Linked DNA regions of Homo sapiens: region 1 is linked to region 2. Evidence: chromatin contacts called from ENCODE Hi-C data. All regions are on one chromosome and are shown on one strand. The core of a region is the stretch at or near the end of the contact, and the rest is flanking DNA. Distances in the headings are between cores, read along the strand shown.

Region 1 (4,482 bases), core at 1,400-3,899, 1.3 Mb before region 2:
TGTGTGTGTGTGTGTGTGTGTGTGTGTGTGTGTGTGTGTGTAGGATTTAGCCCCCCTCACTTTAAGCTATTCCAAAGTCTCTGTCCCCTTGGACACACAGCTACATGAAGGGCTGTGTGGCAGAGTCTGCCATCATGAACCCACTCCTGACCAGACCTAGCCATCCTGCATGCCAAATCCTCCCATCATTGTGGAGGGGATGCTGCAGGTGGTTGCTGGAACATGAGCACTAAGGGAAACCACATATTCTGACTTTCCTGGGCTAAGTGAGTAGTTTCAAGGCATCTCTCCGATGGACCCATGTGGGGAATGCGTGTGCCTGTGGAAGCATGGACACTGGTTATAGGGACTGGGAGGGGAGAAGCAGCACCTTTGCCTTACTTTTCATACTTCTGTATAATTTGAATTAATTACAATGAGGAAGTTTTACTTATGCAACTTAAAATTTTAATAAAAGAGACCAGCTTAAAAAATACAATTATAAAATTTGTAGAGCAATTATAATCTAATTCCATTTTAAAGAAAGAAGACATCTTCACAGAACATTCAGTGGGATGCCTTTGGCTGGGGCAAGGAGCCAGCCTCCACCCTCAGCTGCCTAGCCTTCTGCTCACCAGAATGACATCTTGCTCAGCCTCAGGTTCACCAGGCTCAAACTAGTTGCCTTCAGAGAGCAGAGAGCCTTCTTTGGCTCCCCCCAGCAGTAGAAGATTCCAGATCATAGGGCTTTCAAAGAGGCTCTGAGATCTTGAATCAGATTCTCAGGTTGGGCTCAGGGACATCAATCCTGGGTCCAGCTGGGCATAAATGCATGTGTGTGTGCACATGTGCATGTGTATCTGTGTGCATGTGTGTTATATGCATGTGTGTTTATACGTGTTATATGCATGTGTGTGCACATGTGTAAAGGTGTGACTGCATGTGTACATGTGTGAGAGTATGTTTGCACATGTGGCTGTGTGAGGAGCCAGAAAGGACTAGGAGAGGAGGCCATGGTTTGAGGATAAGAGCCCAGCCCTGAGGTTGTGCTTTGGAGTTGGAATGGGGGCTCTGTCATGACAGCTGCTGACCTCAGACAGGTCACTTAACCTCTCTGGGCTTTTCTGTCCTGTGTGTCTGTAGTGTGGGGCAGAAGGGATAGTGTGACCTCCTCTAGGCTCTGTAAGGTCAGGGGGTTGCAGGGAGAGCACATTCCCAGCATCTGGTCTGCAAGAAGTGTTCACTATGGCCAGCTGAGGCTATTGTCTGGAGCCTCCTGCTTCACTGAACACTGCTAGCTTGAAGGTTGCCTGAAAGAAATAGGGGCAGAGCCCCAACCCCATCTCCACTCAACATCTGCACACAGTGGGTACCCACTAATAAGTTGTAGCACCCTTTCAGTCACTCATTCACTCATTCATTGACAGAAGATCATCTTTCCAAGAGCTACTTCTCTGATGAGCCTGCACATGCAGCCCAGGGGTCCGTGAGTGTGCGTGTGTTAACCAGAGGGGCTGAGGGGGAGGCGCTCACTGGGCCTAAATTCCGGAGCCAAGAGTAGGATGGCTGGAAGACGCCTCTGAGTGGAACCGAGGTCCTGGTACCTGCAGTCCTGTAGATGGCCTGTAGATGACAGCAGAGGCCCATGCAGAGCCCCTGCGCTGAGCCGCACCTTCCCAGTTCCAAGTGAGCCAGCTCGCTCAGGTCCCTCAGCTTCCGGATTGGGGGAGTGATGTGATGTGCGCAAGTAGTTCAGATCTGTCCCAGAAGACAGCCACAGCCACCCTCCCTATGGCTCTAGACAAGTTGTTTTCTCCCCAGGGGTCCCAGTTTCCTCATCTGTGAAATGAGAGTTGCTTAACAGCCGGTGTTGGGAAAACTGGCTCAAAATACGTAAGGTAGTCTAAGATGGGCTTAACAGAGACTTATATGTGCAAGGCAAAACTAGAAAGCTAATGGAGAATATCTGTCACTCGGATGGGAGACAGAGACTTTTTAAACACGACGCCAAAAGCCCAAACCATAAGGTGAAATGTTGGCGGATCTGATCAAATGGCAACTCGGGATTTCTGGTCCCCAGGATGCTGTATATACCAAAGGGAAGCAGCGAGTCAAGGGCATAAGCGGGAGCTGCAAAAAGGGGGCAGTCGCCAGTGCTGGAGACTCCCAGAGCCACCAGAGACTAAAGAGTGGCGAATTCAACAACGACAAGATGCCACCTCCCTCGGCATGTTTAAAAAGTTGAGTACGCTGAGGGTTGGCCAACACTAGGCAAGTCGGAAGCCTAGCAAGCCATACTGGAGGGCCACCTGGCAGCGTGCAGAGCAAACACCCGACTCAAGGAGAGCTTTCAAGAGAAATAAGACGTCCTGCGCTGTCACGTTCTAGGTTGCGAGTAAAACCCGGGACCCGCACAGTAGCGGACTGCCAGTACAGGGGCCTCCCTGGGTGTCCCTGGAAACCGAGGAAGTAACCGCCCCCTCGGGAAGCCACGCCTCCTATTTTGTTCCGGCTCGGGGGCGGGACCCAGCCGGGGCCCGCCTGGCCCTTTAAGGCTGACCTAGCGGGGCCCCAAGTTGGGATGACGCGCAGGGAGCGGGGGGTGGAGTGGGGGAGTGGGGGAGGGGGGGGTGGGGAGGGGGGGGAGGTCACGTGGGCGCCGGCAGCGCGACTCTCGGCCCTGGGATTTCTGCGGCCGCCAGCTCCCGCGACCGCCTCTCCTGCCCCTCGCCGGTACCTCAGCAAGGTGCGTTGCCGCCAGGTACGCCCTCGCTGGGCCCCCTCTGCGGCCTCCTCCGGGGACCTCGCGGCCATTAGGCGCCCGGCCCCTTCCCTTCTTGACACGTGCCCGGGCGGTGCTCGCTTGTACCCCGCCGCGCGACCACCGCCCCTTGCTGCACGTCTGTACTCTCAGGCCGTTCGTCCCGCACTCCCAGCTTGCCCCGGGCTCGCAGCCCAGCCCAGTTCAGAGGCTCCAAGGCTGGGGTGTGTTGGAAAAGTCTGGGCGGGACTCACTCTTCCCCTTTCCCCCAGGTGCCACTAGAAGCGCCAGGCTGGGGCCGCCTCTGAGCGCCCCGCGGGGGCCATGGATGGTGAAACAGCAGAGGAGCAGGGGGGCCCTGTGCCCCCGCCAGTTGCACCCGGCGGACCCGGCTTGGGCGGTGCTCCGGGGGGGCGGCGGGAGCCCAAGAAGTACGCAGTGACCGACGACTACCAGTTGTCCAAGCAGGTGCTGGGCCTGGGTGTGAACGGCAAAGTGCTGGAGTGCTTCCATCGGCGCACTGGACAGAAGTGTGCCCTGAAGGTCAGTGAGCCCTCACTGAGGCCTGGGGTATCCTGGAGGGTCCACAGCGGAAGCCTGTGAGTGAAGCTATGTCTAGCGCCCCTGCTAAGCTTCCTATGCTCAGCAACATGTTTCATCGTCATACTGTCCTGTAAGGTCAGGCTTGTGGTCCTCCCTACTTCACAGATGGGGAAACTGAGGCGTAGCCTAGCTAAGCTTTGAGTGTCCCAGTGAGCAAGGGGTGGAGTCACTATGGCTAGAGATGCTGTATCCGGAAGCAGGGAAGGGGTGACTCCTGACTCTGGGATTCTGGCTGGACCCATGTGTTCAGGCCCAAAGGGGATCTCTTGTTCAGCTTGGCTGCCCCTTCCATGTGAAGCTCCTCTGACTGGAATGGATCTGTTTCCCTTTGCTGGAAGCTGAGACCCCACCAAGGCTTGGGTGGGACTGCTTCTTCCCTGTGGCCCCTGCCTGTCTGGGCTGGAGTGGTGTGAGCCTCCCAGGGCTGGCCAGAGGACAAGGCTGATGCCCACTGCACCTGTGGAGCCTCAGGAGGCTGCTGATAGACTCCTGACGAGTCGCTGGTCCCGTGTTGAAAGGGACAGGCCCTGGGCCAACCCACCCCTGGTTCCTGGGCAGAGGGCGGGCCAGCCATCTAGCCACCTCAGACTATAGGCTCCCTGGAGACCTGGCATGCTGATATAGGTGGCATGGTGGGGGTCAGGGGGATGCTGGGGGCGGGTACCTGGTTCCAGCTTAAGGCATACAGTTCTGGGCCTAGGGCCACACCCCATACCCAGAATCCCTTGAATCTGTCATCTCTGGGGTCTTTACTCATTTGTAGCTTGTGCCAATGGATGGGTAGAGCATGGCAGGGATAGTGGCTCCTGGAGGCTAGAAGTACAGCAAAGGCCCTTCTCATTTTACAAAAGATTTTTTTTTTTTGAGGCAGAGTCTCACTCTGTCGCCAGGCTGGAGTGCAGTGGCACAATCTCAGCTCACTGCAACCTCCACCTCCCAGGTTCAAGCGATTTTACTGCCTCAGCCTCCTGAGTAGCTGGGACTACAGGCGTGCGCCACCACGCCCAGCTAATTTTTTGTATTTTTAGTAGAGACAGGGTTTCACCATGTTGGCCAGGATGGTCTCGATCTCTTGACCTCGTGATCTGCCTGCCTTGGCCTCCCAAAGTGCTGGGATTACAGGCGTGAGCCACCGTGCC
Region 2 (2,854 bases), core at 1-2,500:
TGCAAGAAATACTTGACAGCTTTGTTCTGTTTTCCTGCAATTTCTCAATCAGTCCAGTCCCTGCCAAAACCTAAGGAGGTCTCAATGGCCTCGGATTGGGGCCCAGGGTCCTTCCCACCCAGAGACCTCGCAGAAACAAGACTTTGCAGGACCAGAAACTAAAGGAAACAGCCACGATCTCAGAGCCAAGGGACAGAGTCTTGGATTCTAGGCTCAGTTCTGTTCGGACTCACTCAGTCTTCCGTGCACCATGGGACTCAGTTTTCCCTCCCACTATGTGGAAAAGAATAGCTCACCTCTCGCTCTCAGAGTCGCTGGAGATCTCCTCATTCATCTTGCCGCCACCCTTGGATTTGCCCCTGTCCCCCGCAGAGTCGGCCTGGGAATTATACGGTCTTTTCTTTGGTCAGGGGTCCAGACCACCCTGGCATTGACCAAGGGCCCCCCCCCCTCGGTTCCCTCAGAACCCCAGGAATGGGGAAGGCGGTGGTTCCCGGGTTAAGCGAACGGCTTTCTAGGATTTGGCCCGCGGAGAGAGGGACGAAGCTGACTCCAGCAGGGGTCCAGGGCGAAGGGCTGGGGAAGGGCCGGGACCCAGGTCCCCTGGATGGGATGACGGTTGTCCCAGTAGCAGGGCTGACCGCGGCCCTCAGAAGCGCCATGCTCACCTTTCGCCGCCGCTTGCCGGCCCCCGCGCCAGCCCCGGCCCCAGAGGCCGGCTTTCCCCGCTTACGAGCAGCCGCTGTTGCCGACATGCTGCCCACCAGGCGTGTAGCAGCGGCCGCAGAACTCACGTGGCAGCTGAACCCTCCCAGCTCCCCAGCCGCCTGGCAAGACCCCGCGTATTGATAGGCTTCCACCGCCCGCCGGGCCCCGCCTCCTACTGCTCCATTGGGTCCTTCTGCAGGCTCTGCCACGCCCCCAGGCACCCATAGGATGCACGCTTGTAGCCCCGCCTCCTGAAGTTCCTAGGCTCCCGCACCAGGCTCGAGTAGGAAGCCCGCATCTCCACGGCGCTTCCGGCCTGATGCTGTGGCGCTTGCGCTCTGCTGCTGGCCCACTTCGAAGTCGGAGCAAGAGCCTTCTCTGTGTTTGCGCCCCTTGGCCGCTGGGGGGCGCCAGAGACGCGGCGCCCTTTCGCGTTCTGGAACGTGACTCCTCCCCTCCATGGGCAGCCCGGCGCTAGACCCAACGGGGATCCAAGCAGCCCCGGGGAGAGGGAGGCTGCGTCTGTATCCGGGCCCAAGGTCACCGCGCGACCGGCAGATGCGTGCTGCAGGCCCCGGCCACATGAGCAGCGCTACGGACGCGACTGCCCCGGCCTTGGATATGCCAGATCGAGTGTCCACCCGTCCGTGGGACTGGTCGCCTGACTCGGCCTGCCCCAGCCTCTGCTTCACCCCACTGGTGGCCAAATAGCCGATGTCTAATCCCCCACACAAGCTCATCCCCGGCCTCTGGCGATTGTTGGGAATTCTCTCCCTAATTCACGCCTGAGGCTCATGGAGAGTTGCTAGACCTGGGACTGCCCTGGGAGGCGCACACAACCAGGCCGGGTGGCAGCCAGGACCTCTCCCATGTCCCTGCTTTTCTTGGGTGAGTGTCCTATGGTCCTGCCCACGGCAGGGCAGGGCAAGGCCTGGTGGGACTGGCCTTTGCCCTCTATCAGTTCAAGGCCACTGATCCGGAGTTCTGGCTCCTCAGAACTCTTGAGTCCATTGGGAAGGGCTTCTACAGCTCTGGGTTCTAAGCTCCGGGAGGATAATCTGGCCCCAAGAATCCTGCCCCCAGGATCCTCTGCCCACCCTCCCCCATAGCTCGGTGACTCGGCCCGGCAACCATGCCAGGGCTGAACTAGCTGACACAGGGGGAGGAGCCCCGAAGTGGAAGAGAGAGAGCCTCCTTTCACTTTCCCTACCCCTCAGGACACACAGGTGAGCTGCAGAGGGTAGGGAGCCAGGCAGACCCTGTTGACCAGAGTGGGCAGACTGGACAGAGTCCTAACCTTGCACTTGGGACTGGGGAAAGGGGTGTTTCTGAGTGACAAAGAGCTGGGTGTGGTCTGGGGCTGGGAATGCCGTCAGAGTGGACACAGGATGCAGTGGGAGGCCACCGAAGGGCCAACCCGGGGTGGGGCAAGTTGGTGCTGTGCTGGCCCAGGGCAGGGGTGGGGACTGAGAGTGGGTCGTTGGGGATGAGGAGACCATGGAGGCCTAAGGGCCTCTCTGTGCCCCAGGACAGCCATGGCTCCAAAGCCGAAGCCCTGGGTACAGACTGAGGGCCCTGAGAAGAAGAAGGGCCGGCAGGCAGGAAGGGAGGAGGACCCCTTCCGCTCCACCGCTGAGGCCCTCAAGGCCATACCCGCAGAGAAGCGCATAATCCGCGTGGATCCAACATGTCCACTCAGCAGCAACCCCGGGACCCAGGTGAGCTGCAGTCCCCAGTCAGGCCCAGAGCCTGCCCACTGATAAGCACAAACACACCCAGGCCACCCCCTTAGGACTCTGTTCTGGTTTTGGAGCCCAAGGCCCCCAGGTAAGCGCCAGAGCAAGGCCATGTTCTCCTGACCCCAGACATCAGGGCTGTGTCCCGTCAGGTCCAGGCGGGTCACATCTGCCCTTCAGACCCCATGCAGGCCTCCTCCCACCGCACTTAGGGAAAGGCTGTGACTACATCAGTCTCCTGGGCGCTTGCCCATGTCCCCTCAGGGCAGAGCCATGTCCCTCTCAGATTCCCCCATCCAGGGCCCAGCTGTGTCCCCCCCAGCACCCCCCATACCTCCATGTCAGGGTTTAGCCATGTCCTCTCACACCGCATCCCCTAGGGAAGAGCAGTGACCCCCCCAAGCTTCCAA

Evidence for each region. A loop is a pair of places that touch in the nucleus more often than their neighbours do. Pooled maps may share reads with other maps.
Region 1: a map of ovary shows a loop between it and region 2 (3-fold over the local background). The contact joins the promoter of MAPKAPK3 here to the promoter of PARP3 in region 2. A Hi-C loop is called at or near these places in 3 of 168 maps with a recorded cell type or tissue (chondrocyte, naive thymus-derived CD4-positive, alpha-beta T cell and ovary), 4 of 37 single-sample maps with no recorded cell type and 21 of 50 pooled maps.

The regions. Positions count from the first base shown.
Region 1 is chr3:50,614,502-50,618,983 of GRCh38, forward strand. MAPKAPK3 (MAPK activated protein kinase 3) reads left to right here and starts at 2,650. Exons shown (of 11, transcript NM_001243925.2): 1 at 2,650-2,740; 2 at 3,013-3,283. The coding sequence starts at 3,065. RefSeq lists enhancers at 1,413-1,502, 2,370-3,323, 3,324-4,276 and silencers at 2,594-2,643, 2,654-2,703, 2,954-3,103.
Region 2 is chr3:51,941,113-51,943,966 of GRCh38, forward strand. PARP3 (poly(ADP-ribose) polymerase family member 3) reads left to right here and starts at 1,251. Exons shown (of 11, transcript NM_001003931.4): 1 at 1,251-1,596; 2 at 2,242-2,426. The coding sequence starts at 2,244. RRP9 (ribosomal RNA processing 9, U3 small nucleolar RNA binding protein) reads right to left here and starts at 792. Exons shown (of 15, transcript NM_004704.5): 1 at 669-792; 2 at 297-379. The coding sequence starts at 755. RefSeq lists enhancers at 154-802, 927-1,256.